Linked DNA regions of Homo sapiens: regions 2, 3 and 4 are each linked to region 1. A link is a loop called in an ENCODE intact Hi-C map of the cell type or tissue named here. Cell type or tissue: PC-9. All regions are shown on one strand.

The links. Hi-C counts contacts between places; a loop is a spot of excess contacts. Peaks named below come from ENCODE experiments on the same cell type or tissue, not always from the same donor. Only the 100,000 strongest peaks of a DNase experiment are listed, where the experiment ranks them.
Region 2: it touches region 1 in a loop (15-fold over the local background); 8 of 110 quality-filtered maps call a loop at or near these places.
Region 3: it touches region 1 in a loop (19-fold over the local background); 5 of 110 quality-filtered maps call a loop at or near these places.
Region 4: a loop joins it to region 1, with 4 times the contacts of the local background. A loop is called at or near these places in 4 of 110 quality-filtered maps.

Annotation. Positions count from the first base shown.
Region 1 is chr10:22,424,852-22,432,851 of GRCh38, forward strand. No RefSeq gene overlaps it. Among named protein-coding and RNA genes, the nearest start is that of LINC03027, 9.1 kb to the right of the region's middle. In PC-9, no CTCF peak of the experiment used is centred here; DNase peaks (open chromatin) are centred at 2,470, 3,620 and 4,440; H3K4me3 peaks cover 2,537 bases; H3K27ac peaks cover 4,052 bases.
Region 2 is chr10:23,049,485-23,057,484 of GRCh38, forward strand. All of the region lies in intron 2 of LOC107984215 (a long non-coding RNA gene), which reads right to left. Among named protein-coding and RNA genes, the nearest start is that of MSRB2, 42 kb to the right of the region's middle. RefSeq lists enhancers at 2,665-3,165, 6,293-6,832. In PC-9, no CTCF peak of the experiment used is centred here; DNase peaks (open chromatin) are centred at 2,537 and 3,727; H3K27ac peaks cover 963 bases.
Region 3 is chr10:22,820,002-22,828,001 of GRCh38, forward strand. No RefSeq gene overlaps it. Among named protein-coding and RNA genes, the nearest start is that of ARMC3, 100 kb to the right of the region's middle. RefSeq lists an enhancer at 4,447-5,646. In PC-9, no CTCF peak of the experiment used is centred here; DNase peaks (open chromatin) are centred at 3,330 and 5,210; H3K27ac peaks cover 2,263 bases.
Region 4 is chr10:22,628,201-22,636,200 of GRCh38, forward strand. All of the region lies in intron 1 of PIP4K2A (phosphatidylinositol-5-phosphate 4-kinase type 2 alpha), which reads right to left. Among named protein-coding and RNA genes, the nearest start is that of PIP4K2A, 82 kb to the right of the region's middle. In PC-9, no CTCF peak of the experiment used is centred here; no DNase peak of the experiment used is centred here.

The DNA.
Region 1 (8,000 bases):
TGCTATGTCCCCAGTAGGTAGAATACATAGGTCCAGAAACTATAGGGAGAAGGGGGAAGTAGGCATGGCTCTGCTTACTGTCATTTCCTGTGGTACATTTGGGGAATTTGTGCTTCCTGTCCCCAAAACTTTAGATTCTGTGGGTCAAGTGTTCTTGGCTTTCACTGGGGTAATACTTCATCAGTGGACACAAAGTCCCATTGTACTTCACACTACAGCTGCCACTCAGTCACTTCAGTCTCCTTATGCCAAGAGACCAGTGGAAAAAGAGTCACTAAACTAGCAAGACCATTGACCCTGATCATCAGGAGGAGGTAGAACTTTGTCACAGAACACAGGGAAGAATGTTTGGCACACAGGTGATCTGATGGGATGTTTCCTGATGCTCTCATATCTAGTTTTAACAGTAAGCAGACAAGAACAGAAGCTAGGGCTGGGATAGACATGGGGACCAGGGACTCAGAATCTTGGAGTCAAGGGTCTGGGTCACCCCATCAGACAGTCTGCCTAGACCACATGGCTGCTGGCAGTGGCTGAGGCAATTCTAGAATGAGGACAGGGTAGAGAAAAGGGTGAAATGTCAGTTACCTCAGGCTTGAGATCTATTGCAGCTGCACTGACTATAGTTTGCTGATTAACCTTATAAGTTTCCCCAGTAATAAAGGCCAATGAGAATCCTGGAATTGTCGAGTACTGGGTGGATGAACTTACCCCAAGCGGCAAGTGGATCTGAGTAGCACAAAGGGTGGCCCATAATACTCTAGTGCTCCACCCATATCTCCTCTTTAGGACCAAGGGCCAACAAACCCATCCTCCAACTGCTGTGATTTTTGGTCACACGTTTTATATCCTTAACCACAAATATGAGCTGAATTAAATCCTCAACCCACAACCAGAATGAGTCTTAATAATTTGCTAAATCTTAAAATTGACACCATAATTTGAGCACCCCCACCCCAAATTTGAGAACACATAGGCAACTGGTTCAAACTGGAATCCAACCAAACCAGAACATCAAATTTTCTCAGATGTGAATCCAAACCAGAAGTTCAGACACTTCGCATATATAGCCCGGGTAGACTCTCTGTGGCCTTAGCAGTCCTTGCTAATTAGAAGCTCCTGTATTGCCTCTGGGAGCTTAGCTGCCAAGCATCTTCCCAATTGTGCTCCCAAATGAAGGTAAGGTAAATGGCTAGAATTTTTAAAAATTAACTTATGCTCAGTTATCTATTTGGTTCAGAGGTGAAAGAAAACATTAGTGGTTTTTCAAAAGGTAGTTCCACACCCAGCACCATCATACCCTCCAAGTTACATGGTAAAAATAAATGATGCCTGTCTGTGGTTAATTGTGAAGCCATCTCAGTTCTCATCTGATGTAGCCTAATGAAGGCTCTGAATACCAAGAGTGAAATCTTAACCTTAACAAATGACCTTGCCTCACAGTTCAGGCACAATTTTTAGGTTTCTCATCCAAGGCGGGGGGGGGGGGGATTTAAAAATCAGTATTCATATGAAAAATTATTCTTAGAAGGCCTTAAGATTGTTGCTCACACAAGAGATGCAGGTCTATGTTTATGCACCATGAGAACGGGAACCATGCTTGATTCATCTTTGTGTCCAGCACAACACTTAGCATAGTTGCCTAGTGCGCAGCAGGAGATCAAGAAATAATTATTGAATAAATGAATGAGGCTGCAAAGTTCCACGAGCCATCCTGGTTGCTGGCAACCCTTGAGGGGAATTTGGGCAAGACACTTTAAAAGTGTAGCTTGCCCAAGTAAGAAAAAGCTCTTTTCAAGATCTACTCTGTCAGGACCGCTGCCACTTTGTTTTCATTGGGCATGGGAATCTGGCTCTACCATCCTCCACACCTGCTCAACTCAGGTTAACGGTATCTGAGGTAGTTCTTCTTAGAACTTTAAAATGGTAGCAAAAAGACCAGTTTAGAAGGAATGAGCCACATTGTAGGATGATTTTCTGAGTTTATTTAACAGCTTGAGCTTGAATACATACTGTGCGTGTGTGTGTGTGTGTGTGTGTGTGTGTGTGTGAGTGCATGTGTATATGTGCCAATCAGATTCTCCCAGGAATTTTAGATTTGCGCAGAGAGACAGTGGTTGGGAGTTGGTAGCTAAATCATTAATGGCAGCGAACCCTTTGGAGGCACTTGTGATTTTCAGCCTCTGAGGTCCTGGGAACTGCCCTGGGCTACTTCTCCCTGAGGGAGGTTAAGTTGTTCAACTCTTCCTTGTAAGACGCTTCCCTCCAGTAAATTTACTCTTTTACCTATATTCTTTCCAACTGGTTTTTGTTATCTGCAAATGGAAGAAAGGCATTTTGGAGAAACCTGTGGATCTGAGCTGGGCTCTGGAAGAATGGTGGGGTGGAGGAAGGAGAGCCGAGTGGAGAGGTCAGGGGAAGGCTCTTAAGGCAATCAATCACCTTTCTGCCCTGAGTCAGCTATGGACAAGAGGCTGCCAAGCAGAGAGTTGACTCAGCAGAGGACTGCAAGGGGCCACCCTGAGTGAGGCTGGTTTTTAAATACTCATTTCAAAAGCAATTGAACGCTCTCTTTCCCCTCTCCTGTGCTTAGGTATGTCTTCTACAGTTCTTGTTCCAATCACTTGAAGTCCTTTGTGTCTCCTGCCTCTGCTTCTTCCAAGGCACCTACTAATGTCCAATGAGGCCACAGGGTCTTCTCTTTGATCCCAGGATATTTCTGTGAATTATTAGCCTTTTTATTGAACCTAAGGAAGGAATTCAAATGGTGATTTAATTCGTGCCTTTCTCCCCTCCTGCCCCTTCCCAAGTATCCCATTGTGGGAATTTTGGAGACAAACCCTGCCTCTGATTCAAGCCATGTATGTAAATGAATTTATTGGATGCCACTGAGAAGGCTACATTAGGAAAGGGAAGAGAGTTGTGAATTTAAGAAAAACTACAACAAATCTATGTGGGAGGAGGGAAGGAAAAAAGGAGGAATTTGGACCATTTATTTGCAGCATGTCTTACTGACAGTTAAATACAGTGGTTTGTTCTGTTTTCTGCCACTCGAGGGTTATTTAATTAAATTCATGACCTAGGATGCTAACCAGCCCCACATCTAAAATAATTGCTTCTCTGTTGGTGAGATGTAAAGCCGGGATTGATTTTCCCCTGGCCGATAGCTCTCCTTTCTGACTCATGAATGTCATCTCCACTCCCTGCCCCATGTAATTTGATCTCTGTATTTGATCCCTATTTAGTAGTACACTTGCCAAACAGATGTCTGAGTAATTAAAATCCCACATGGGCACACTCGTCAGTGAGTTACATCTATTTAATAGTCAGCTTAGAAACTTTTCACCCTTTGGCTTTTCTCCCATCCTGGTGTCGTATGTCAGTAGCCTTTAGCAGGATTTAACTATTAGAGTTCAAACCTGCTGTTTGTTTTCCTGCATTCATAGACACTCTCTTTTTGTTTTTTGACTGCATTTTCTTCACAAGTCCCTGATCTCTTTCTCCTTCAACTCACCTGGATTTTCTCTATGGTTTTACGCCAGCATTCAAATTCTCATTGGATGAGTCATCCTATATTTCATTCATGCCAACACTGGCAATTAAAAAAAAAAACAGAACAATGTTGTTATAACCATGGATTAAGAGTGCCTTTTTTTTTTCCCCTGGAGGCATAGCCAAAATATTTCAGTCTGAACAATCCTCCAATTTTTTTTAAAACTATTTGAGATCACATACTGAAAACCTGTTTGGTTGCTACAGGTCTCACTGAAGGATTTTGATGGGACAGAATTATAGAAGGAAAGAATACGTATTTGAAGAAGGCAAGGAAGGTCAAGAAGGGCTGATTATAGGAAATGTGTTCACTTTTGAGAGAGGATTTAGATGGACACTTATTTAAAAAATGTTGAATTGAATACGAATACCACACAGACAAGGTTCTTATGATAAATCCTATGCTACCAAGTAACATTTCATCCAACTTGGGAATGCTGTCATTTACGGTAGATAAAAGAATTTCCCTTATAGTTGATGATGCATATTGATTTTAAATTCCAAAGAACTAAACATTGTGAACTAAGTATAGAATATATATGCATCTGTTCTGATACCCGTCAAACTGGACTTAAACAAAATCCGATAAATGAGGAGGTCATAAGTCATAGCAAAAGGATTCTTTATTTTCCTACTTTTAAACAGATGGAGTGCTAGTGGGTTTAGCATGAATCATTTTATAAAAGTAAGTTTCTCAGAACATGCATGTTTCTTGTGAAGTTCCTTTGTACTCACAGTATTTCAGAATAAAAAAAAATGTGATCGAAAAAACAAGCAACAAGTTCAGAGGTTAACGGATGTTGTTTTAGTTCTATGTGAACAAATTCTAAAAGTATTTGTACAAACTTTATTACCATGATGGTATTTAAAAGCTAGGTGAAAATCCTATTGCTCAGTGGGAACTTCATCTTAGTGGTTTGTACACAACTTCCGGTCTTGTTATCTAAACTAACAAAGGTCATGTAAATAAACAGACATAAATTAACAGCATGAGTCTTAAACAGTGACATGGACTAGGAGTTAGTATTTCAGGAAGGTAGATAGCTTCCAAATAATGGAAATGCTATGGGTGTGATTTTTCTCAATGTTTATTATCTAGTATTATTAAACCCCTTGCTGGCTCATGAACTGGTATGATTTTCATTCTTGCTGTGCTCAGGATAACCTTCCCCTGCCTGTTCCCCAGCTCCCTTCCCTTCAATGCAGCTTGTGTTTAATCTATTTAAAGTTCAGGGCACTTTTTTTTTCTGTGATTCAAGCTTTTTAAGCCTTGTTTTCCCTCCAGTCATTCCTTACCACGTGTCTATCCATGCCCTGCTCTCTGTCTCTTTCAGATATTTTTTTTAAAAGGTGATTAATTCCAATAACACATTTCTAGCTTCCCGTTGTCTTAGTGTAAATTGGGGAGAATATTTCCTGACCTCATCACAAAGAAGTTGTGAAGGTCAAATGAGCTCTTGTGTATGAAAGGGCTTTGTACATAGCTACTGGCTTCACATAGCCAAGGAGCTTCTGCTCCAGCCCCAGCTACCTGCCTGGCTCAAATACAGCTTATACAACTTGCTAGCTGTGTGAACTTCAGCAAGCTATGTAACTTTTCTGTGGAACTTCAGTTCCATAAAGTGGAAAATGGGGATCATAAATGTACTTAAATCCTGGGGTTGTTTGGTGATGGTTACGTGAGAGGATTCATGCATATTATGAGGTCAGAACATGATTAGGACAGTTTCAGTTTTAAGCCCCCAGTAAGTGCTAGTACAAGTGCAGGGATCAGACGGTGTTTCCCCCTTGAAGTCGGTGTAACCCCCTCACAGGCTCATCTCTCTCTAGCTCGAGGCGAAAGCTAGGTTGTAACCCTTGGGCGTGGTCTGTCACAACTAAGGATGAGGGCGGGTGTAGGGATCCTGGCTGAGCACATGTCTTTTGAGGATTGCCAGGTACTTTTAACAGCTGTTTCTCTTTCTCTAAATAGTGTTCACTGGGCTTGGATTCTCCTTTAATGACTTTATTTCGAATGACTTGTTTATGTCAACTTTTTTCAGTTTGCCGCCTACTTATGCTTAAAGCCACAAAAATACCTCCTTCCTAATCTGGAAAATGGGAATAGTAAGAGTATCTACCCCTGGGGTTGTAATGAGATCAACTGAACTTCTTCCAAAGGATATAAGGAGTATAATATTCTAGGAAGCTTTTGAAAAATAAACTGGAGAAGAAAGCATTTCCAGATGTTACCTTGAACACAGGAAATGAGGTGAGAAGAAACAAAACAAAACATACAATAAAAACCTAACATTCTAAAAATTCAGTAAGTTAGTGATTCTTCCAAATGAGCTCTCCTCTCAAAGTGGTTCTCTGAATTTAAGCTCAATGATGCTGTTGTTGCCCAAAAGGTTTTGGGATTTCTTCTTTCAAAAGGGTTGTTAAGGACCTGTATGTAAATACTAACTCTTCCACTTTATGATAGTCATGACAAATATCTTTCTACTTCACAACTTCTAATTTGATATTGTTATAATTTTTGGTATACAGATGCTTTAAATGATTATTGCAGATAAATCTATGAGTTCTTCCATTGTTTTGTGGTTAGTTCTTTCCCATCCCAAAATCACTTAGCTATCCATTTAGATTTTTTTTTTAACTTCTTTTATAGTTCAGTTTTCACATTTATCTTTTTATCTGGAAAGTATTTCAGTAGACTGCATGAAATGAACATGTAATCTGATTTTTTTTTCCCAAATGGTTGGCCAGTTTTCCTAGTGCCAGTTATTGAATAATCCATGTCTTCTCCATTAGTGATGCTTCATTTATTGGAATATTGAGTTTTCTTTCAGGGCTATCTGTTCTGAAATATTTGTCAATCTTTCCTCAGTAGTTCAATATTATTGTAATTATTATGGCTTTATAATATGTATTAACATCTGGTAGAGTAAATCTCATGTTATTATTCTTTCTTTTCAAAGTATTCTGGCTACTCTGTTTTTTCCTCCAGATGGAAATACATTTTTTCAACTTCTAAAAATGTCCCGTTGGAATTTTAGTTACAATTGCAAATTAAGGGATAGATATCTTTGTCTAGGAGCATAATATATTTCTCAATCTATTCAAATACTTTTGCTTTCATTTTTTTCTCTTTTTCTTTGTATAAATCCCTTTCAGTTCTTGCCAATATTATTTATATGTCAATAGAATCTTTTTAAGACATATATTTGTTCCCAGGTTCCAACACCCCAAAAAAGTTATATTTCCCAATAGGTTATTGCTAGATCAGTAGAAAGTTATTGATTTTAATAATTATTTTATAATAGATTTTCAATCAAGTTTCTTAAGTTTTCTAGGCAAAAAGTATCTGCAAATGCAATTTTTCTACTGCTTTGCAATATTTTCCTTAGTATTTCTGTTTCTTGTCTTATTACAGAATGACTTCAGCATAATTTTAAATAATAGTGGTGAAAGCAGGCATATTTATACCTGCTTTTAATGAAAATGCCTGTCTGTCATTGAGTATGGAAATTTAAAAATATACACAGAAGTAAATGAAAGCCTAATGTGCCTCTCACCTAGCCTCAACAATTATCAACATTTTTGAACACACTTTTAGTGGAATTATAAATTAATGCAGTCTTTTGAATATTAATTTGGAAATAGCTATCCAAATATTGATCTGCAATTCTATTGCTAGGCATTAATCCAACAAGTACACCTGCATCAATGGGCAAAGACATTCAAGGATGCTCTAAATGTATGTAATTGCAGAAAACAAGAAAATAGTCTAAATGGTCCCTAATAGGTGAGTGAAAAATCACGGTTCATTCATATAACTGTACTTAACCACTACGAAAAATTTTGGTAGGTCTATATGTGCTGATGTGGGAAGATGTACAAAGTACTTTATGAAATTAAAAAATAAAAAGCAGGCCAGGTGCAGTGGCTCACACCTGTAATCCCAGCATTTTGGGAGGCCGAGGCGGGTGGATCACCTGAGGTCAGGAGTTCAAGACCAGCCTGGCCAACATGGCGGAACCCCCTCTCTACTAAAAATACAAAAATTAGCTGGGCATGGTGGCGTGCACCTGTAATCCCAGCTACTCAGGAGGCCTTCAGAGAGAAGGTGTAAAGTTAATTTGGCTGTCTTACCAGTACCATTATTATTTTTATAAAATCTTATTAAAAGATACGATGTTGGCTATCAGTTTAACATTTACTAAAAGTTTTTAAAAAATATAGTTGTTTTAATTGGGAATAGGTGCTAGATTTTTATCACTTATCGAGATAATAAGGTTTTTATTCTTATATAATCTAAATGTATTTTTATATAAACTATTTTCCTGGTATTGAAATATCCTGGCATTTCTAGGATAAAATCTACCTGATTGTTTAAAATGACTGACTTTATTGAATTTAATTTGCTGGCATTTTTGGTATTTTGGGGGGAATTCTGGCATTGAGTT
Region 2 (8,000 bases), 620 kb after region 1:
CTTTGCCTGGAAAACGGCAATGACGACAGCTCCCTCCTCATATGGTTGTTTGAGAAGTAAGTGGATGAATGAACATAAAGCAGTGGAAACGGTTCCTGACACAGAGGTTGCCCCCAATGAGTATCATCCATTCTCAGCCCATCCATGCCATTCCCCACTTGGATAGAGCAGGGAAGGAACGTGGCACCAACCCCACTAATGCATTTCTTTCATATATACCTGCTGACAACGAGGCCTTGCAAACTATGTGAGAAAACTAAGATAAGCAGCATTCTACCATACAACTTACCCAAGAGAGGTAACCTCAATCACCTGCATGCACGCAGGACCAGGAGAATAAGTGATCCTGACTCTTTGCCTTGTTATACTACTAAAATCCCCACCTCAGGAGGGGCTGATGTGCCATTTTTTGATCAGGCAATGTATGTACTAACATGATTTCTCCCTGCACCTGCACCCCCTTGCTCTATCTTGCACATGTAATGATGCTCACATACCTCATGATCTTCATATCACCCTCCTTAAAACACTGCAAAGACCTACCCTCCAGGAGCCAGCTGGAGAATTCTTGCTCCTACACTGTCTGCCTTGTGCTTGAACATAAGCCCCAATAAAGCTTGTATGGGAAAGTTTCTCAGCCTCCTGTCAATTTCCACTGCATGAGAGCCTAAGAATCTGTGATCGGTAACACTGGGACCCAGATTTTCAGACATAAAAATAAAGGAGTACAAATATATAATTTGATAGAAGAAATAAGAGCTAGTGTTTGATACATCAGTAGGGTATGATTTACAATAATCTGTTGTGCATTTCAAAGTAGCTACGAGAGAATAATTCAAAGGTTTCAGCATAAAGAAAAGACAAATATTTAAGGTGATGGATATCCCAAGTACACTGATTTGATCTTTACAAATTATATGACTATATTAAATTACCACATGCACCCTGAATGTATACACAGCTTATAGTTATTAATTAGAAAATAAAATTAATTTTTAAAAGCTAAAAGAATTATTTGGTAACTTGTGGAAAAAAATAGAAACAATTCATAGCCTCCCTCCTTTTAGCTAGGGCTCCACTGGAAGTAAAGAGAACAGTCGATCAAACCGCTTTTGAGAGGGAGCAAGGAGCCCTCTTAGGGGCATGCTGGGAAGCAAGCAGGAAATAAACGAAAAGCTTGAGTTCCTTCAAGGGAAAATTCCAGGTCCCTAAGTGACCCCTGAGAAGTAAATGAGCAACTTGATAAACAAGAAGATAATAGTAACTTAAAAGAATAACCAAGGAAGTGAGAGTCACAAAATGCTGGGTTCCCTATAGAAACTAAAGATCTTAACATATGTCCCTGAGCTGTTTTTCAGAGACCCAGATCCTACTAAATGAAAAATACCCTTCATTAGGCCTGGTGCAGTGGCTCACGCTTGTAATCCCAGCACTTTGGGAGGCCGAGGTGGGCAGATCACCTGAGGCTAGGAGTTTGAGAGCAGCCTGGCCAACATGGTGAAACCCCGTCTCTACTAAAAATACAAAAATTAGCCACGTGTGGTGGCGCATGCCTGCAATCCCAGCGACTTCGGAGGCTGAGTCATGAGAATCACTTGAACCTGGGAGGCAGAGGTTGCACTGAGCCGAGATGGCGCCACCGAACTCCAGCCTGGGTGAACTCCAGCCTGGGTGACAGAGCGAGACTCTGTCTCAAAAAACAAACAAACAAACAAATAAATAAAACTCTCCACTGGCATGTAGACCTTAGATAAGGGGGGAATTAAGGACTGCATTCTGACTATAGTTCTTTGTTCTAAATTTCTTCCTGAGGGGCCGGGAGGAGGTCACTTCCACAAGCCAGAGCTAACATTCTTTTCTGTTGATCCCAAATGTTTAGACAAAACATCACCTCTTTAACCAGTTGCAAATCAGAAAAATCTTTGAATCCACCTATGGCCTGTGTCCCCTCTGCTCAGGTGTCCTGCCTTTTAGGTCAAACCAATGTATAGCCTCCATGTATGAATTTATGACTTTGCCTGTAACCTCTGCCTTTCTGCCTTTGAAAACCCTTACCTGTAGACCATCTGAGAGTTTGGGTCTTAAGTATGAGCTGCCAACTCTCCTTGCTTGGTGCCCTGCAATAAATGCCTCACTTTCTCTTGCTGCAAATCCCGATGTCAGTGTTTGACTTTGCTGCGCTGGGTAGGTGAACCCAAGTTTGGTTTGGTGACATTTTCCTGAGCAAATTGAAAATTCTCCTCTCTTGTTCTTGCTGTGCTTTGTAAGAGTGAGCCAAGATGAGGACAGGTATGTCCTCTGATGGGGTTCAGAAAGTGCTACTCCAAAACATGGCACCTTAGAATATTGAATATTTTAAGCCAAAGGAATTTGAGAAAGTGGCAGAAGCAGACAGGTCTCTCTCGCCTTCCCTTGAAGCAGGTCATGAGACCTTCATGTGCTCTCCCTCTGTTAGAGACATTTGAACCAGAGCGACTCCTCTTGAATAGGGGCTGGGTAATATGAGGCTGAGACCTACTGGGCTGCATTCCCAGGAGTTTAGGTATTCTTAGTCACAGGAGGAGACAGGAGGTCAACACAAGATACAGGTCACAAAGTCCCTGCTGATAAAATAGGATGTGGTTAAGAAGCCGGCCAAACCCAACATAAACAAGATGGCGACAAAATAAACCCCTGGTCACTTTCACTGCTCATTATATACTACTTATAATATATTAGCATGCTAAAAGACACTCCCACCAGTGCCTTGAGTGTTTACAAATGCCATGGCAATGTCCAGAAGTTACGCTATATGGTCCAAAAAGAAGAGGAATTCTCAGTTACAGGAACTCCCCACCTCTTTCCCAGAAAACTCATGAATAATCCACCCCTTGTTTAACATCAAATGAGGAAATAATCATAAAAATAACCAACTAGCAGCCCTCAGGGCTGGTCTTCTAAGGAGTAGCCATTTGTTTTCTTTACTTTCTTAATTAAGTCGCTTTCACTTTACTGTGTGGACTTGCCCCGAATTCTTTCTTGCGTGAGATCCAAGAAACCTCTTTTGGGGTCTGGATCAGGATCCCTTTCTGGTAACACCTCTATCCAGAGGAAAGCAGAATCCTTATTTCTGAAGACAGAGGGATGCTGAGAAGAATTTGAATGAACAGGTCTTGCCAAGTTTCCTCCAGTTGGCTACTTTTGTTCATACACCTTTGCCCTATCCCATTTTTCCACGACTTTCCACTCTTCACCAAATCAAGCATAAAAACACTCAGGTTTAACCATTTCTTTGAGTCTTCATTTTCTCATGAAGCTTCCCGTGTCTTATAAAACTCAGATTAAGTAAATTAATATGACTTCCTCTTGTTAATCTATCTTTTGACAGCCTAATGTTCAGGGCCTCATCCAATGAACATAAAATGGTTAGAAGAGAAAGATTTTTTTCCCCTCCCATCCACCTCCCATTTTTGCATGTAAAAACAAGAGTAGGAAAATCTGCCCAAATGGTTTCTGACAGCCCTAGGAGTATGATAAAAGGCTTCTTTTTTCTTAAAAGAAAAATCATATTTAATCACTCAGTGGCAGGAGTGGGACTTTCTGTTGTGAAACATCCAGAGACTCCCGCTTCCCTTTCTCCCAGAGAGAAAGAGCAGAGCTCAAGACTAGAGCCCTGGAAATTCAAGGGTGAGGGAGGGGCTCAGAAGAGCCATTGTTTCCTGATCTTGAGTGCTCCAGGCAACAGCTGGGCTTTCTAGGAATTCCAGTATTGCTGAGTGGGGAGGGTGTGTAGAAGGAAGGCTGCTCTTCAAGTTTGAACTTAAGATTCAAAATGTGCTGAGTCACAAGGTTCCACCCCTGGCAAACCCTGTGATGGGCAAAGCTGATTTTCCAACTCACCTTCCAGCCTTTTCTCCCAGTCCCCTGCATCCTCCTGCCACACACCTCCTCAGGCTTATCAGAGCCTGCTCTCTGGGGTCCCTCAATTCCAAAACCTTCATTCTAGAAGGATGAACTCCACCACATGACTGTAAAAGACCTTCTAGGAGAATCTGCATCATGAAAGCATAAAAAACTTGAAGCCAAATGACTGACTCTTTCATTGTGGAATTCATGTATGGGTGAACAAATAGAATGTATATTTTGTTTAATAGATACTTGCTTATTATGGACAATATGGAAGATACAGCAAGAAAGAAAAATATTTTTCTATCAACCACAGAGTACGTGTTTTGATCTATTTGTTTCCAGTCTATTCATCAGGACCTTTTTTTTTTTTTTTAAACTTAATGGCCTACTGAATATGCAGATTGTGTTCCTGTCTGGAGTATAGAACACAGGCATTTATTGAGGAAAGGCATGATGGGAGAGGGGCTGGGGACACCCCTGTGCTCAGAAGTCACACTATCCTCAGCAGCTACCATTCCCAGGTCCCTAGTGTTGTCATTTGTTCAAAGGAAAGCTGAGCAGTAAGAACCAAACTGGGGAGTTGCATTTTGGACCTTCTTCTTTCTCCTGTGCTTTGAGTCACTGGTGCTTTCTCAAAGGCCTGAGCTTTGTGGAATAGCAGCCACAAACCATGAAAAGTTGGGTGATAGGATATTGATGAGAAATCACCTGACACCAAATAGTTTCATAAATCAAGGTTCTGGAAGCTGGTCCCACAGTCAAGAGCAGCTGTAAGGAATGCACTGCAGCCCTGCCAGGTGAACATGGGGAGCAGAGGCAGCTCTTCTGACACCTTGCGGAGAATGGAAGTTTCCTTTGTGGGGAGGAGACACCCCCAGATGCACCATGCTCTGGCCAGTACAACTCTGCAGAAGGCAGGTGGCTGCCCGTACAGGGTTGGGCAGCTCAGGATGAGGTTCCAGCTAAAATGGGGCTCACTCCTGCTGACAACCAGCTAGCTCCATGCCTGATACCTCTCGACCTTCTTCAGAATGGAGAGCTTTAACAATAATTGACACTTTAGGACTATCGCAGTAATACAGCCTCATTGTAGAGTCAAATGTAGACAAGTATTTAAAGAAGCAACTAACGATCACTCATAGTCCCATGACCAGAGGTAACGAAATACTGTTAACATTTTGTCCCCTTATAGGCTTAAAAAAAACAAAAAGAAAAGAGATGTACCCATAGTTCTGTTACAGGAAGGGGGTCCAGATCCAGACCCCAAGAGAGGGTTCTTGGATCTCAAGCAAGAAAGAATTCAGGGTGAGTCCACAGAGTAACGTGAAAGCAAGTTTATTAGGAAAGTAAAGGAACAAAAGAATGGCTACTCCATAGACAGAGCAGCCCCAAGGGCTGCTGGTTGCCCACTTGTATGGTTGTTTATTGATTATATGCTAAACGAGGGGTGGATTATTTATACCTCCCCTTTTTAGACCATGTAGGGTAACTTCCTGACATTGCCATGGCAATTGTAAACCGTCATGGCGCTGGTGGGAGTGTAGCAGTGAGGACTGCTAGAGGTCACTCTCGTAACCATCTTGGTTTTGGTGGGTTTTAGCCGGTTTCTTTACTGCAACCTGTTTTATCAGTAAGGTCTTTATGGCCTGTATCTTGTGCCAACCTCCTGTCTCACCCTGTGACTTAGAATGCCTTAACCATCTCGGAATGCAGCTCAGTAGGTCTCAGCCTCATTTTACCCAGCTCCTATTCAAGAAGGAGTTGCTCTGGTTCACAGGCCTCTGACAGTTCTGGATGCTAAGAAGGGGTGCATTTTCATCCTCAAAGCTCCCCTCCCTACCTCCTCCATCCCATGGGTCAATTGAGCTCTCCTTGTTGAAAAGGCAGAGAGCTCAAATTTCAGGCAACCACCTTCTTGCCAAAAGATGGCTCCAAAAGCTTCTAGCTCCCCTGACAACTGAGCTGCAGAATCCCCCCTGCCCAGTCTCATTCAGATACAACAAAAAGTGTCATCCCAGCCATGAAATATCAACACGGACAGGAACAATATTTTCCCATCAAAAAACCACATTTTAAAAACTCATCTGAAAGCCAGGGAAATCTGGTCTTAAGGATACATATTTTAGGCACTCCAAGCAGAACTGTTTACCAAAGAAAATGGCAAGCCCAGTGTCATTTCCAAATGTCACCAGAGTAAACCTTTACTAACCTCTCTCCAGTAAAAGAGAAAAAGAGGAAGGAACAAAGGCTCTATTCTCTCATTTTTAAGGGAGTCACATTTAGATATAATACATTGAGTTTGTATGATCTAATAAACTTCTAATACAGCCATTTTGCAGGTAATCTGAAACTTTTTAAAATAAATTTCTTTACAACAGTATTTTAAATACATGAAAGAAAGAATTGCTCAAAATTAATATTCCTTGAGATATCCTCGTTTTTCAGCCAGCACCTAACAGACCAATAGAGAGCACAGGTTTTTGTTTTTTTTTTTTTTTTTTTTTTTTTGCTATGGCAATATATCTCATTTCACGTATGGTTCCTTATCAATTACTGCCTAGATGGAATTTACCCTTTGTGTTCACAGCCACACAAGCATGTCTAAATGAAAAACACACCTTCTGCAGCCCTCTAACAAAATCAATCCCTCAGCAGGAGAGTTGAAGGCTTGTCGATGATTGCGCATTGAAATGCGCATTTGCATGCTAATTACCCAGAAAGCTCCTCCAGTTCACGGGGTGTTATGGAAACGCTAGGTCAGAATTCTAGGAGGGGAGAGAGCAGGAATAGAAAATGCAGAGGAACAGGAAATGAGGGTGGTTTAGATGGAAGCAATTGGGATGCAGTCTACTTTTAAAGTCATTTTTTAAAATCCACTTTAGTTGAATTAGTCATGTCAGATTAACCGGAGAACTTGCTCTTGGAGTTGCTCTGACTGGATTTCTGTGTCAAAAGCAAACAACTTATTTTATACTGTGTCATTTACAGCTTAAGGGGAGGCCTTTTCACTCAGGTTCTGAAGTCTCTGTGCCTGAGTACAATAAAATACTGTAGGGAAAAAAAACAGCTTTCTTTCCCATGGCTGGAGTCATGGCGGAGGCCCCTATAACAAAGAACAGATTAACAAGAGAAACGTGTACAACTTTATTTAATGTTAGTTTTAAGTAGCATGGGAGCCTTCATAAGGAAATGAAAACCTGAAGACACAGCGAAGCCTGTTATTTTTATGCTAAATCTGATGAAAAACTCAGTAGATAGTTGTGAAGTATGATTGGAAAAAGGGGGAATGATCTAACTATCATAAACTGTGGGGAAAGTTGTGATCAAGAAAATGGGCTCGCTGTCCAATGTGCACAGAAGTCAATAACTATGGCACCAGCTTTGTAGAAAAGAAAGGCTTTTTTACAAAATCAGCCAGACTGGCTCAAATCTGTCTCTGAGATGTGGGATCTGGGGGCAAGTTTTAAGGGATCAGAGAGAATGGGAAAGGATTTAGGAATGTTGGCTTGGCAGGGTCTGATTGGAGGGCTTCAAGTTTGACCATTTATGAAAAGGTATTGTATTAGTCAGGGCTCTCTAGAGGGACAGAGCTAACAGGATACATGTATATATGAAGGGGCATTTATTAAGGAGTATTGACTCACATGGTTATAAGGTGAAGTCCCACAATAGGCCATCTGCAAGCTGAGGAGCAAGGAAGCCAGCCTGAGTTCCAAAACCTCAAAAGTAGGGATGCCAACAGTGCAGCCTTCAGTCTGTGGCCAAAGGCCCGAGGGCTGCTGGCAAACTACTGGTGTGAGTCGAGAGTCCAAAAGTTGAAGAACTTGGAGTCTGATCTTCGAGGGCAGGAAGCACTGAGCACAGGAGAAAGCTGAAGGCTGGAAGACTCAGCAACTCAAGTCCTTCCACGCTCCTCTGCCTGCTTTTATCCTAGCCACGCTGGCAGCTGATTAGATGGTGCCCTCTAAGATTGAGAGTGGGTCTGCCTTTCCCAGTTCACTGACTCAAATGTTAATCTTTGGCAACACCCTCACAGACATACTCAGGAACAATACTTTGCATCCTTCAATCCAATCAAGTTGACACTCTATGTTAACCATCACAGGGATGTC
Region 3 (8,000 bases), 400 kb after region 1:
GTCAAAGGGTTCCAGAGTTCATCTTTACCATGGCTTACTTCTGGGTTCTCGGTTGGGTTCTATGTCCTTCATGGTTCTATTTGTGATATACTAGGAAGGGGAGATGTTATGGTCCTTTCTCCTTCTCCGGATCTCTCCTGTTTGAAGAAATAAGTCAACCGATGCTTTATAGAAACAGGTATTTAAATAAACTCATTGATTTTTGAAGGAAGTGGGGAGATGGCAGGCAAATATATCTTGTAGAATCCACATTGTGTGGAACCTGCTGTTAGCATCTCAGCAAACTCAACAAGAACTGAGTCAGTGAACAGACCTTCAAATGTGGAACTACTCTGGAGACCTGAGACCCATCTATAACTGTCTTTCTCTCTCATCTGGTTCCAAATCCCTTCCCTAAGAATCTACTCAAAGTTAGATATTCAAGGCAGAGTAGTGACTTCATAAGCAGAGAGGTAGAGGCAGTACAAGGGAACGTCACTATCCTTTAAAAGACAACCGATCATCTCAAAGTCCTTGCTGGCAGGGGAGTTGCCACTGAGGAGGAGCAGTTGACCCAGAATTCTTCATCCTGAGTTTCTCTTCCCAGGCCCCCATGTGCTGATCTTGTGGAGACACGGTTCCTCTCTGACTCTGGCCCAAGCCTCGGTACAGCCTGGGGACTTGATATCCACAGCACAGTTGAGCCATTGCAGGGGCTTGCAAAAGATTTGATAATAGATGTGACACCTTTCTATCTACTTGTCTCACTTGACTTGGAGCTTCTCGAAGGCAGAGACTGGATGTATCTCAAGCACATAATGATCAATGGTCCTTCCTCATCAAATGTTTGTTAGGGACGCAAGCTGCAGTGGGTCCTTTTGGGAATTTCTTCTTTTTTGTTCAATTTAGCACTGAATACAGATATTGACACAAGGTGAGGCTACCTAGAATTACTGTTAATCTGATAAATTTAGCTTTAGTGCATCAATTTTGTTTTCGTTGTTTATTTTTTCTAGAGACAGGGTATTGCTCTATCACCCAGGCTGGAGTGCAGTGGCATGATCATAACTCACTGCAACCTCAGCCTCCTGGGCTCAAGAGATCCTCCCAGCTCAGCCTCTCAATGTGCTGGGATTACAAGAATGAACCATCGTGCCCTGACCAACATTGTTTTTAAAATGGCAGATTAAAATAAGAAAATCTTTGATGTTCATGAGATGGAAAGTGATAATGGTCAGAATAAATATTTCAAAGTATACACATTTACCTCAATTAACTTTTGTTTTAAACACAACAGAGATGATACTGAAGTGTAGATGCTTATATTAGAGATGCTTAATATTTTTTAATCAATAAATCAAAATGAGGAGGAGCTTGAAGGATCTTTGCTTCACTTAATTCTAATGATTGTTCTATAATAGTAAGTTCCACACCATAGCCTTAGAGAAGTTACCACTTGATTAAATTTTGTAGCTGAAGGATGAATTTTTAATGTTTTCCACTATAGTTAGCCCCAATTCACTCCAGTTTAGAATGAGATTTTAGTCTAACATTAGGAAAGGGAGGTTTAAATTCCATCTGGACACACAGAAAGTGCTTGGATAGACTTGTAGGGGGGAAAAAGTGGTTTTAGTTGTTTGCCGCAAACTATTAAGATGTTTAAACAGATGGTGATCACAGTCACATGTCCTGGTGAAATGGAATTTCCTTTTCATAAATTCCTTGCAGCTTCCTCCTGATTATAAGAGGCTCATGACTTGGATTATCAGATTTTTATATACTTCCACATCTGCAATGATATAGAGGCTGCCCCAGCACTGGCCTCAGACAAGTTTAAAGCCATTTTGCAAATTCTTTCAAGGCTGGCTAACACAACTTGATCCCACCACCCCACCTCTGAAACCTTTTAACCTGTAATGGTTTCTCCTCTTTCTGCTGGGCTTTTCTACAGATATTCTGTTATATACAGCACTGGGACAACACCAATACAAATTTCACTTAAAAAAAATAAATTTAACTATGCCTAGTTATTTATAATTTTTAACAAAAATTGTTTTCCTTCTTCCCTTTCACCTTCTCTTTAAAGATGTTTCCCTGATGCCCTTTCTGATTTCGTTAGTTTTATTTATTTATTTATTTATTTATTTATTTATTTATTTATTTTTTAAACAGAGTCTCACTCTGTCATGCAGGCTGGAGTGCAGTGGTGCGATCTCAGCTCACTACAACCTCTGCCTCCCGGGTTCAAGTGATTCTCATGCCTCAGCCTCCTGAGTAGCTGGGATTACAGGCGCCCACCACGATGCCTGGCTAATTTTTGTATTTTTAGTAGAGACTGAATTTCACCATGTTGGCCAGGCTGGTCTCGAACTCCTGGCCTCAAGTGATCCACCTGCCTTGGCCTCCCAAAGTGCTAGGATTACAGGAGTGAGCCACCGCGCCCATCTGCATTACTTCTTTATCTTCCCTGTGACCTAGCTTTTGAGTAACAAGTTCCGACTATTGAGTATTATATTTTTCAAAGAGGAAGAGAGTCTGAGAGTTCACTATAAAACAGTTCTAGCTCTCATTCTACATATATTTAGATGAACACAAACTAAGTTCTATAAATACATAAGGTGGTAGATAGGGTTATTTAGCCCTTTAATAGTTCTAAATAACAGTTCGTGCTAGGTGCAGTGGCTCACATCTGTAATCCCAGCACTTTGGAAGGCTGAGGAGAAAAGATCCCTTGAGGCCAGGAGTTCGAGACCAGCCTGGGCAACATGGTGAGAGTCCATCTCTATAAAAATAAACTAAAATGAAAATACCATAGTGTCTTAATTTTAAAAAGAAACAAAAACATTTCACTTCTCCCTTAAATGCAAGGTTGTAGATTTGTGTACTTGGAAAGTTTGTGAAATATTCCATAAGTGTAAGGAGAAAGTGAAATTTGGAAGTTTATTGTGGAACCAGCTTTTTGTGATTTTATGATAGATGGAGAAGCATTCATGTACTGGCTTTCCTGTCACGGTGTCTTTTTATAAGCCAGGCACTGTCCTAGGCACTTTGCGTACATTATTTCATTTATTTATCATAACAGTCCTACAGAGAAGGCGCTATTGTTACCCACATTTCAATAGGTTAAATAACTTACTTAAGATCTGAATGGTGTGGACAGCTAGAAAGCTCCAGGCACAGGACTCCATTCAGATCAGAGTAAAGCCACAGCTTGTACTTTGTCCCATTGGGCCACATTGCCCATGTGCTGTGAGCTGACTCATTTCTCTTCTCATTGTGTCTCAGATGCCTGAAATATTACTAACTGAGATTTATTCTTTTATGTTAATGCATAGTCCCTAGTTAAAATACTAATCCTTTGGGTGGGTCAACAGGTTAAGCTGTCTTAGTCATTAATAACATTTAGTGTGAGCTGATGCATTAGATTCTTTCTACTGTGATTAACTTCAGCTAAAAATAGCAGGGAACTAGTAAAAGACAAACCATTCTCCACTAGGTGAAGATAGGTGTGTCCTTCTTTTGGCTTATGGGGATTGCTGATTTCATATCAACAGGAATTTCATATTTTACTAGTTATTGGATTAGGTGCCATTTTTGCGATATGATTTCATATGTAGCCTCTCGGAATAATTGAATTAAATACTTTGAAGTGTGTGAAGCCAGTGAACAAACCTTTATTTGAAGACTAACGTTCAACTTTGGTGTTCAGCTTTGTAGAAAACCAAACAAAACCTTCTTCATTTTTAGCTTAAGTCTCCCAAAAGTGGGATTTAAAAGGTAACCCAGCTTTTTACGAGAAACTGATCATGGTGTTGGCTCATGTTGCGATTTCCAATCTGTTTTAAATTGGGATTAATGGCTCCTTCTTTTAGGGCAGCATTTCAGTTGTATCTGCATAGCTTTCCCTAGAAAATCTGAGGCTGAGGTGGGCGGATCACGAGGTCAGGAGCTCGAGACCATCCTGGCTAACACGGTGAAACCCCATCTCTACTAAAAATACAAAAAAATTAGCCGGGCGTGATAGCGGGCGCCTGTAGTCCCAGCTGCTCCGGAGGCTGAGGCAGGAGAATGGCGTGAACTCGGGAGGCGGAGCTTGCAGTGAGCCCAGATCGCACCGCTGCACTCCAGCCTGGGTGACAGAGCCAGACTCTGGCTCAAAAAAAAAAAAAAAAAAAAAAAAAAAAATCTGCTTACTTGAAGCCTTTGGAAAACTAGGAGATTTTACATATTATTTTTAAATGGCATTTTAAGGCACTCCCACTGACAATTTTGTTAGAAGGCAGAAATATCAAGTGAAGGATAGAAATGAAAATGAACTAAGTGAACAATTGGCAACGTTTCATTTCCTTCCCAAGCAATGGAGACAGATGACCTCCAGCTCACAGTGCTCACAATTCCCCCTCAGGCCACGTCTGTGCCACTTGTCACCTCCTGCACCGCTTTCAACACTTGCTGCTGCCCTTGGCCACAGCACAGGTATGGGCAAGTGAGGAAAGATGGGGGGCTCACAGCACCTCACCCTACCTGGCTTCAGGGGTGGGTTAAGATTGTTTCTACTTAAGAACCATGGCAACAGTTTGTGTTAACTGGATCAACGTAATTCCCTTGTTATAATTAAACAAAAAAGTTTTAAAAAAATTTAAATTCAAGGAATCTGGCCAACAAGTTGGGTGTTTCTGAGAGGTATTATTAACTGGTCTGACCACTTCAGGCACTAAAATCGTGGCTGAAACATTCAGTCATGGTACACTCAGGCCAGATTGTTATTGACAACAATGCCTGAAAGGGTTTCATTTTACCTTGGACCTTGGAAGGCAACAAAAGAACAAATTGAAATGGACAGAACCCAAACAGCTCAGTGTCATTGAACATTAGAATTGTACAACTCATACCTCTTGTTCTGATTCTAGGCTTACGGATGTTCCCACAAACTGGTTTTCCATATTGTTCACATATGGGGTGGGGGCTGGAAATGCTGGTATCATTCATGATAAATGAACCAATTGGCCTGCTGGTTTATTAACTTCCTCTCTTGTGAAGTTGGTTGGTCTGAGTCCCTGAGCCCAGTCAACCCTGGAGAGTGACAGGAATGCATTTGCAAGTGTACGACTTGGGCTGTGTCCTGGACAATGATGAATTGGAACTAGCGTCACTTGGGTGATCAATCAGTTGCCCTTCCCCCAGGAGACTACCCCAGAGGTGACTGCTCACTTCCGTTTAAAACTTTTATACCAAGGTCTTAGATCTCAGAACAATAATAGTGTGTCCTCACTGATTCATCCCAGCAAGAATGTGTGATTCAGTCAGCTGTTTGGGTAAGAAGAAAATTGTCCCATGCAAATTATCTGCAAAGGTATATTAAAAGGAAAAGAGAAAAAATGTTTTGAACCAAATTATACTACATGACTGGCATAATTGTCTCAAGCGGACACAACCCTAATCGCTGAGTCTGAATATTATTCCATTTATAAAATGAAGAGGATACTAATTACCTAAACTAGTCATTATATCTAAAATTATTTTACGCAGTGTTGTGAATAAGCCCAGGAAGAAAAGCACCACTTAAGAACAAGGTAAGAAAGCATGATTCCACAGATTCAAACGATCATTTTGGGAACACCTATGATCTAGTCATGTGCTCTGCCAAGTGCTTTTGCCTGTCATTTCCCTTCATCCTGAGAACGACTCAGTGAAGTGGCTATCACTCGCATTTCACCAATGAAGAAACTAAGGAATGATTTTGTTGCAGGACTTTTCCTTAGTTCAGCTAAAGATCGGATTCTTGTCTCTCCCACAGCCATGAAAATTTAGGCTCGCAGATGGTTTAAAGGGTGAGTAAAGCAGGGTTTTATTGGGTGAAAAGGGGAAAAAAAAAAGGGGAAACAGGGACTCTCACAAGGCCAGAGTCCCTCTGCTAGAGCACTTCCCGCCAGGCCATTTGAATCCCAGGTTCTGCACAGGAAGAGGAGGGGCCACGGCCTCCCCGCTGCAAAGGGCGTAAACTTCCCTACCCTCCACCTTAGAGGGCGGGCTGGTTGGAGTTTCCCCAGGGATTCCCCTCCCACCTGGCTGCCTCATTCCCTGCTCTAAAGAAGTACACCTAACTGCCCTTAGATTAAGGATAAGGACAAAGACCGATCTTAACTGCTTCCTACTGACAGGAGGCTCTGTTTTGGGGAAAAGGCAGTCAGAGCTCCCTCAGAGGGAGCTATCAGCTCCTATCTAAGGGTTCCTGGCAGAAGGGGCCATTGTCAGAGGCTCTGGTTGCATGACCGTTTGGAGTCTGATGGCCTGAAGGCAAGAACAGACAAACCAGTTTATTAGAAAACATGTATCAAAACAAAACAAGGGGAGGGGTAAGGACAGCTCAAAAAGCTTTTACCAGTTTGCACAGGGAGGGAAAGTCCAAACGCCTGACTGGTAAAGACACTTTACCCTTTTGCCACGATGTTGGGCTTCTGGGTTCCCTTCCCCCGAGTCCAATCCTAAGCCAACCAGTTTAAGGTTTGGGAAATTAACAGTTTGGAGGATGCATCTGAGGGGAGTGTCCCGTAGTAAGGAGAGACACAATTACCTATCAGTGAAGGGAGAACCGAGGAGAAGAAAGGAAAAAGAACGTGTTTTTAAGGGAGTCCCAAGGATCCAGGATGCATTTGAAAGGGGTACAGACTGAAGATGAATGGCTACCCATCTAGAAAGAGGGGAGCAGGCATCCTTGGTTCCCTTCTCTTCCTAGCAGATACCCGGGGCAAGTAAGGGAGAGAGGGAAGAGCGTCCTCTTTACATCTCGCATCCTTGCAGCCCCGAGCCCTGGAGACCTTGGCAGGCACCACCATGAATGCCAAAGCGGCTTGCACCCATGAAGCAGGGGGTCCCAGAGAATAGGAATTATCCATTTTCACCTATGCCCCTATCCCACCTACTGTCAGTAGCCTCGGAGTTCCCTGGACCTCATTTATGCCATGGATACTAACGTGGCCTTTATCCATGAAACAGGAAGCTTGGGGTTGGCTTAATCGGCAAGAAACAGCTACGCTCACCTACGCTGTGCCTTTTAATCTCTGCTGCCATCTGCCTCTGGATCGCTCAGATCCAGTTTTCTTTCCAGGGCTTTGACCCAAAGCTTGAAATTGAGTCTGGGACAAAAATGTGTCTTAGGGGGTATTGCATGGACTCCTTGTTATAAGCCGAATGCTACGGTGAAACTGTGGAACTGAGTCCTCTTCCAAGGGAGAGAAAAGGATGTCTTGTGACACACCCAGATAACCGGCGGCTATAGTTATGCTTGCTAGGATTTGGATGGATGATGCTTGGCTTTGTTTAGTTCCCTTGGTTTTACTTTCCCAAAAAGGAAACCTCCAGGTGATGGGCACCCTATTTATTCCATCACCTGGCAGGATTTGCAGGATAATTGCTCAGAACTAGAATATTGATCCGGATTTCTACATTACCCATCCCTCTTGTTCTTTCTGACCTGCAGCCAGGGATTGCTGGTTGGTTCAGAGGAGCAAGCAGGGTTAGTCTGAAATGTAGGTGAAAACTTAAAAACAACTAATGATTTTAGGATTTAATGACAAATGTATGGTAAGCTTTAGAACATAATTTCTCTCTCTCCAGTCCTTATTTTTGTTAAAAAAATTATGATAGGACTGAGTGGTTTGCAAAATAGACTTTAGTCTTATACTTGGCCTGATTATTTGCTTAAAATGCAGCAAGAATAACTATTTCTGCATAGGCCTTTTGGATTGGCTTTGTTGGAAATGTTTTCCACAAGGAATCACAGATGAGACCTTTTTAAAGCTGAGCCGAGCCATAGGTTTGCATCCTCAAATACCCGTGAGTTGGGTGATCCACTCCTCTTAAGGTTCCAAGATAAACTTGGAGCTCCTGGACCTGTTAGAAAGTGACATTCTTTAGTGACCACAGGTCAGGGACCCTTTATAGGGACTGCATAGACAAGGGAATGAGGCCAGTTTCCCTATGGGGCTTTTATTGGCTCTGCAAGTTGAGCTTGACTCCTT
Region 4 (8,000 bases), 200 kb after region 1:
AAGATTATTTTACTGGCATAAAATAAATTCAATAAAATATTCTCCACAGACTAATTCCACCAGCCAAGCAATTTTTGAAGAAGTTGTTTGTTTTTGTAAATGTGCACAGCATCTCAAACTTATAAATGTTCATATCCATTATTTAAGTCCTTTTTATAGTATGAATCTTGATCGTTAGAAAAAGTCTCAAAAATCACAGAAAAAATTGTACCCTAAATGCTTTAAATTGTTGCTGTATACTCAGGAAACAGTAACGTCAACGAAGAGTCAAACTCTGTAATGTGAAGAGGTTTATTGTGAGCCAAATATGAGTGACCAACGGCTCATGACAGAGCCTTCAGGAAATCTTAAGAACATGTGCCCAAGGAGGCTGGGGCAGAGCCTAGTTTCACACATTTTAGGGAGACATGAGATATCAGATACACGTAAGATTCACATTGGTTAGGACATCTTGAAGCAGGGGAAGGCAGGCCTTCCAGGTCATAGGTAGATTGAAAAATTTTCTGATTGGCAACTGGTTCAAAGAGTTATTCTATAGAAAGCAATGTCTGAGTTAGGATAAGGGGTTTTGGAAACCAAGGGTATATCATGCAGATGAAGCCTTCAGGTAGCAAGCTTCAGAAAGAACAGACTGTAAATGCTTCTTATCAGACTTAAGATCTGTGTTGAGGTTAATGCTGGTTGGCTTCTCCTGAATTCCAAAAGGGAAAATGGTAGAATGAGGCATGTCCAACCCCCTCTTCCATCATGGCCTGAACACGTTTTTCAGGTTAACTTTGGAACACCCTTGGCCTACAGGAGGGGTCCGTTCAGATGGTTTGGGGACCTCAGAATTTTGTTTTTGGTTTACATAACTCTCCTTGCTAAAAAAATCCAAAACAACAATTTTCTCTCTTATTTCCACATGATTTGTTGACAGCCCATCAAACAGAACAATTTACCAGAAACTTAATAATGCTTAAGGATTATTAAGCTTTAATATACAAACACTTTTAAATTCACTGCCTCTAAACATACACTATTGAAACCTTAAAAATGACAGGATGGCTATTAAAAGCATGCTTCATTTAATATTTTACTTTTATGTGGTTAAAGGTCCACCATACTTGCATTCTTTTCAAAAATGTGGAAGCCTAAAGCACTCACTAGACCTATGATTCTAAGACAACTGCAGTCATACCTCGAGTCATACTGCAATTGGCAGAGGATGCTAGAATGGAATGACAATTTTTATTTCGAGGAAAGCAATCTATGCTAACTATAAAATAAGTTGTCCTTTTAAAAGAAAACAAAGTTCTGTATTATAATTAAAAAAATCAAGAGTGACTTTAAAGTAATATATAAACAACACTGAAGATAAATTTAAAATACAAATAATGACATATACTAAAAGTAAAATTCCAGGTGGTTTACTATTTCCACTGAGGAGGTAGAGCTAACCCCATCAGAACTTTAGGAAATGTCATTTTCCTAACTTGTTGACTAAATTAGCTAAATCAGTTTCACTAGTTTTCTCTTACCCTTTTTAACACTCTAGAGGAAATATATTTCCTATTCCAACCAAAGACAACCCAGTCTTTGCTGTAGTTTTTGTTTTTATTAGCACATGTAGATACATGATACATGTGATAATAAAAGTGTTCAATTCTAAAGAAGGAGTGAGCAGGGGAGCCCTCCTTTCTATAAGATGTCTTCAAAACAGGATTAAGAAAAAAAGATATTTTACTTTCACTAGATGACAAAAGGAAGCGGTATTAGATGTTCTCCAAAAATGTCTTTGGTTGACTGGACTAGCTACAAGATGCTCTCTGTATTTCTCAAGAAGTTTCCATCTGACTCCAAAAGCACACCCAAGGCCAGGCGCAGTAGCTCATGCTTGTAATCCCAGCATGTTGGGAAGGCCAAGGAGGGAAGACGCTTAAGGTCAGGAGTTTTAACACCAGCCTGTGAAACACAGGGCGACTTCATGACTACAAAAAAAAAAAAAAAGCCAGGTATGGTGGCATGCACTTGTGGTCCCAGTTATTTGGAGGGCTGGGGTTTCATATCAAACAGCCTTTTTGTTTGATATGAAGCTGGTAATGATACAATGCCATTTCCTCCACCTAATTTCCATAATGATTTACACTGTCCCTGATGATCACCATAACAGTTTAATCATGTGGTTTATATTTTTTCCTCTAGCCCTATGTTTTAAAGATTGTTTCAAGTGCTCTGCTTTGTAGCTATTCAGAATATAAGTAGCTACTTAGATGTTAAAATACAGAATTACTAGATGACTGTTAAAAACATGACTAGATAGGAATCATCTTTCTTATACATGAAATGGGGATTTTTACAACGAAAACTGCTTTCCCTTGTAGATGTGAATCCACCAAGTCAGCAGGTTCTAGAACTGCTGTATTTATCTGCCTTACAGCAGTGACCCAACCGTTCTGTTTTTAGACATTAGCAAATATATGATTATCAGCAAAACTTCAGAATGAGCCACAAAGGGTAACAAACTCAAAAACTTGAGCAACAGCAGAATTCATATTCTGTTAAGTTTTGGTTTCAAAATCCCCAACAGTCCTCTAAAGCTGGGACAGGATATGCAAATTGCAGGGATGACTCACCATCTATCAATTACTACAACATACTTGGGTTCTGGGTCCTCTCACCTTCCATCATCATCCACCCAATTAAGCCAGCAGACTCAGGCAAGGTTTGACACATCAATTCTCTTATTCTTCTTACAAGACTAAATACTAATGGACAGGAACATGGCAACAGGGACAAGAGAGTAGGTAGGAACTAAAATGACAGCTTCTCGCGATCAGGAGCCAAGTCATGCACCCTGCCCAGAAAGCAGCACAACAGGCCACACACGGTATACTAACACACCACAGGATACGACGTTCAGTTTTACTTTGTATTGATGGTCAATACAGAGTTTCTTTGCTTTAGCAATAATCCCTCTTCCAAATATTTTTTAATAACCTTTTTGTAAATAGTGATAATAACAGACTGTAACTGTCATGGGCTCAATGTTTTTGTCTCCCCCAAATTCCTACAATGCAACCCTAACCTCGAGTGTGACTTTGTTTGGAGATGGGGCCCTTAGGAGGTATTTAAGGCTAAATGAGTTCATCAGGGTGGGCCCTGATCTGATGGAATTAATGTCCTTTTAAGTACAGACACCAAAGAGCTCAATGCCCCCATCCCCAGCCCAGGCCCACCATGTGAGGACAGGGGCAGAAGGTGGTCATCTGCAGGCCAGAAAGAGACCCCTCACCAGAAACCGAACCCTGTCAGAACCCTGATCTTGAACTTTCCAGCTTCCAGAACTGGGAGATAATAAGTATCTGTTATTTAAGCCGTCCAACTGATGGCATTTTGGTGGTGGGTCTAAGCAGACTAATACAGTAGCCATAGAATAAGAATCTATGATTTCACGTTCTATGGAAGAAGAGGAAACTCTTCCTTACAGTACAATTTCAACTATGTAGAAGGAATAATGAAAATTAAAAAATCAGCAATTTGCAAATACCACAGTAATAACTGTTACACATTAAGAATCAGCAATAAATGTTCAATTTTTTTGAGCAAAAGTATGCTGAGAAACAGGATATTTACACAATCTCTAAGTATCTCCCACAACATACTTAAGAACAAAGGGAAACAACAGTGACTTAACAGTGGAGAGAGCTGACACTGACATCACCGTAACCAACTGACCAGAGTCAACAGCTTCAGTGATGAGATCAGTGGACATCACGCGCCTTCTGATACGTGCGCTGAGATGGACACAACACTAACGCTCTGGTATTCTCGTGAAAACTGCATAATGAATGTAATCATTAGGAAGCAAGCTCTCGGTGAGAGCCATTCTACAAAATAACCAGTCTTCATGAAAAGTGTAAAGGTCATGATAGACAAAGACAGGAAATAGTCCAGATTAAAGGAGACTAAGAGACATGACAACCAAATGCATCAGGTGATCCTGGACAAGAAAGAAAACAAAAGTGGAATGAGTGCGGAAATGTAAATAAGAGCTTTCTATTATTACGCAGTCATCTTGTATCAGTGTTAGTTTCCTCATATTCATAACTGTACTATTTGTTATATAAGATGTTAGCATCTGGGTGAAGGCCATATGGGAGTTCTTTGTATTATTTTTGCTACATTTTTATGTCTGAAATTGTTTCAAAATGAAAATAAAAACAAACATTAAAATGGTATTTTTAGTATAGTATGTACAACATTGTTTTTCTCCCTAATAATCTGCACCATCCTTACTAAAGTTGACAAGTTGGTGTTAGCTGGATTTGTCATTTTTATGCCACAAAATGCACCTTACATACAATTAATTGGAGTATTTCTCTCACACCCCACTGGGATAAGCAATGTCATCTGCTCTATTCCATGTGCAAGAAGCATGACCTCCGGTGTAGGCCACCAGGCACACTCATATCCCTGGCACCTAGCTCAGTGCCCCTTCATTGTTATTTTTTAATTTTACTCCATGACCTGCTGAACCAGCTAAGAATCTCTAGAGCTTATTTTGAAATAAAAATTATGGGGAAAAAAGGTAGGGGGAAATAGGACATAATATATTCTTGACTCTCTTACATTATCAAATTTGATGGATAATTTCCAATCAAAAGAAAAAAATATCTTACTTGTAGGAAGCGGTTGAGTTTCATATTTTGTTTTATATTCTTTGGTTTTCTATTTGTATGGCCCCTTTTCATCCTCAACATTCATCATTTCAAAAAATGGCCCATAACAATACATCACTAAGGCTAACTTTTATTTAAGGCTTAGTATACATCGGGTATCTGCTAACCACCCCAATAGCCTCCCATGTAACCACCTTAACCCTGTGAAATGGGCACAACTATTACACAGCCCCCCTCTTTACAGTAGGAAAGCAGAGGCTGAGTTAAGTGATGGCTCAAGGTCACAGAGACCTTTGCATGGCGCAGGGGATTCAGATCTGGGCAACACAGCTCCAGAACCTGGGCTCTTGGCCATGGCTCTCAACTGCCTCTTGTTTTATAAACACATAAATAAATGAAAGGGACATAATTTTTTAAAAGAAAAAGAAAAACCTGCTCAACTACTTAAAGTAGCCGGAGGGAAAGCTGCTTACGAGGTAGATGGGAGCTAGATTAAACAAACACACAGCCTTTCTGTAGAACACACTCACTTTCTGTAAGTCTATGCGATCCTCTGCTCTTTTTATTTTACCCACTTACCCACAGTAAAAATACCTTCATGGAAAAAAATCCCAACTTTGTCCCAGCTACCAGTAAGGAGAGGGAAAAAATATAATTATCTTCATCATTCAGGATAGGCTGGAACTTTGGGGTGCTCCTTGGAGCCAGGAGCAAAGGGTACAGGCAGGGGAGGGGACCTTGGGGCAAGAAACCCAGGTCAAAGGGATCCGAGACATGGCAGGCGCTGAGTCCTTCTCACCCGGACCGTCATTCCTTCTCGCCACACCCAGAGCTGTCTGCAATATGTTCCAAAAATGCTTCACACAACTGGTCACCAAGGAAACAATAAATGCTAAACACTCGCATGTAGTTTTGTTTTCTCGGATCTTTGCCCCAGTATGGAGGCAACTGGGCATAAGCAAGCGGGAGGCCAAGCAAGCGAATTCACAGGTAGAAAAGTGAGTGTCGGCTTCTCAAGGCATCTCAGATGCAGTGCTAGGAGCGTGGAGCTGCTGTGAGGAAAAACGGAGTCCACAACAGTGCCTGGCTCAGGCACTTCACTGTCATTGTCATCACTGTCCCCAGAGGGCTGCCCCAGAGTAGACGCTTAATAGATCTTTGCTGACTTTTATTGAAAACAAAATGTAGTTAAATCAAAATATGATTATGGGACTTAGAGTCACTATGAACATGAACTCAACATAGAACCTGCAGCTGATATTTCACAGAGCAGCTGAGAGGCAATGCCACCCTGAGCACCTGTGAAAACTGTGTCCACAAATCACAGAAGAGACCAAAGAGCCCAGCCAAAGAGGACGGGACAGAACAGAAGTGGCCTTGCCTGTTTCATTACTGCTGGCCAATCTAAAACTATCATGCATCACACCTTTTGCTATAGGAAACTGTAATGTCTTGCTCTGGTGTATCACCTTCCTTTCCTATGGTACTTCTTGTTTATTTTCAAGTTTGTTTCCTTTAGCGGTTACAGATTTGGGGGAACATTTAGACACTTGCTGACAAGGCTGTTCCAACAACTTTAGAACGCTGTATCCGTTTTGGCCGAGTTCTTTGCAGCAATATTATACCATATTCTGCATATGTTACTGTTAACCTGTTTGGCATTTACTCGCTTGTTTCTTATAATAGGATCTTTTATAAGTCCAAATTTAGAAAACCAATTAAGAGGTTATTATTCACATTAGAAATGGAGACTGCCTTAAAGAAGGATGCACTTATGTATTCCTGTCCAAGGTCCAATTCTTCTCTCTTTCTCTCTCTCCCTCTCCATAGCAGAGGTGTAAAGTGTTTTAGGAAGCATACATTTTTTTTAATCTATAGAGAAACCATTTAGGAGGGAGCATACACAACTATGACATAAAGCATAAATCATCTCTAATGTCACCAAATACTTACTGACCTTTACTAGGCTGTAAAATGTCTCCCCTGTCAAGTTTCATCTTAAGTAACCACTAACCTTAGTGGCTTGTGTCCCCAAAGAAAATTTCCAATTTCTATAAAACCTGGGTCTTAGGAGATAATGACTGCACTTTAACTGGGATTTCAAAGATGTAATCTACATCTTTTAGAGATCTATATAGTAACAGAAGACTACGATGGGGTGGAGAGAGTCATAGGTGAGCAACAGAAACAGTGAGGTGAGTATGAGAAGTGCAGCACATTTGGGGGAGGGAGGGAGGCAGAGGTGAAGCACGACAGATTTGGGGGGCAGTGACACTATTCTGTATCATACTATTAATATAATGGTGGGTATGTATCATTATACACTTGCCAAAACCCACAGAATGTACAACACAGAGAGAACCCTAATGTCAACTGTGAACTGTGGTTGACAATGAAATGTTATGGCAGGTTCATCGAATGTAACAACCGTCCTGCTCTGGTGCCAACTGGGATGTCAGTGGTGGGGAGGCTGAATGTGTGTGTCTGGAAGGGCTTTGTGGGAGCTCTCTGCACAGTTCTCTCAATTTGTTGTGAACCTAAAACTTCTGTAAAAAAATAATGTCCATTTTAAATAAAAAGAAAAGTTGCTAACAGCACAAAAGGCTGTGATAGTATTGAGAGGGAAGAGACTGTTACCCACTGAGTTTGTCTGAGGAGGAGGAAATGTTGGAGCCAGACCCTGAAGGAGGGAAAACACTTGGATTTGGATTCTTATTCAAGAGAGCATGTCATTACACCCAGAAAATGGCTGAAGAACTTAAAAGGCCCAAACTGATGGGGATCTTCAGTGCCAGGCCGAGTTCTGTGGGCAGCGAGGAAGCATGGAAAGTTATGAGCCGGGGGGTTCTATGACGAGGACCCTCTAAGGAGCTCAGTGTGTGGAATATAATTTGAAGCAAGGATGAGGACTGGAGGCCAGAATCACAATGCAGGACCAAGCAACAGGTGCTAGGAATGCTTAAGAGGTTTCACGCCCTTGAGAGTGGAAGAGTGGTGAAGCCATTACCAAAAACAGGAAACGCAGAAAGAGAAGTCGACTTAGGGTACGTAGAAGATGCATTATTTTGGTTTGTCCACAGATTATTCATGTGGAGATGTTTAACATGCAGCCACAAATGTGGTTCTGAGGCTGAAAACATTTAGAAGTAATCGGCAAAGAGATTTTATTTAAAGCTTTAGGAAAAGCGTAGCTATAGGAATTGATAACGCCACAAAGGGATTCAGAGAGAAAAAAATTGTGAAAATCTTCAGGAAGAGGACTCCACAATGGAGTCTTGAAAAGGAACTGGAGAAAGAACCAGAAGGAACAGGAAACGTTCTCTCCTGGCCATACTCAGG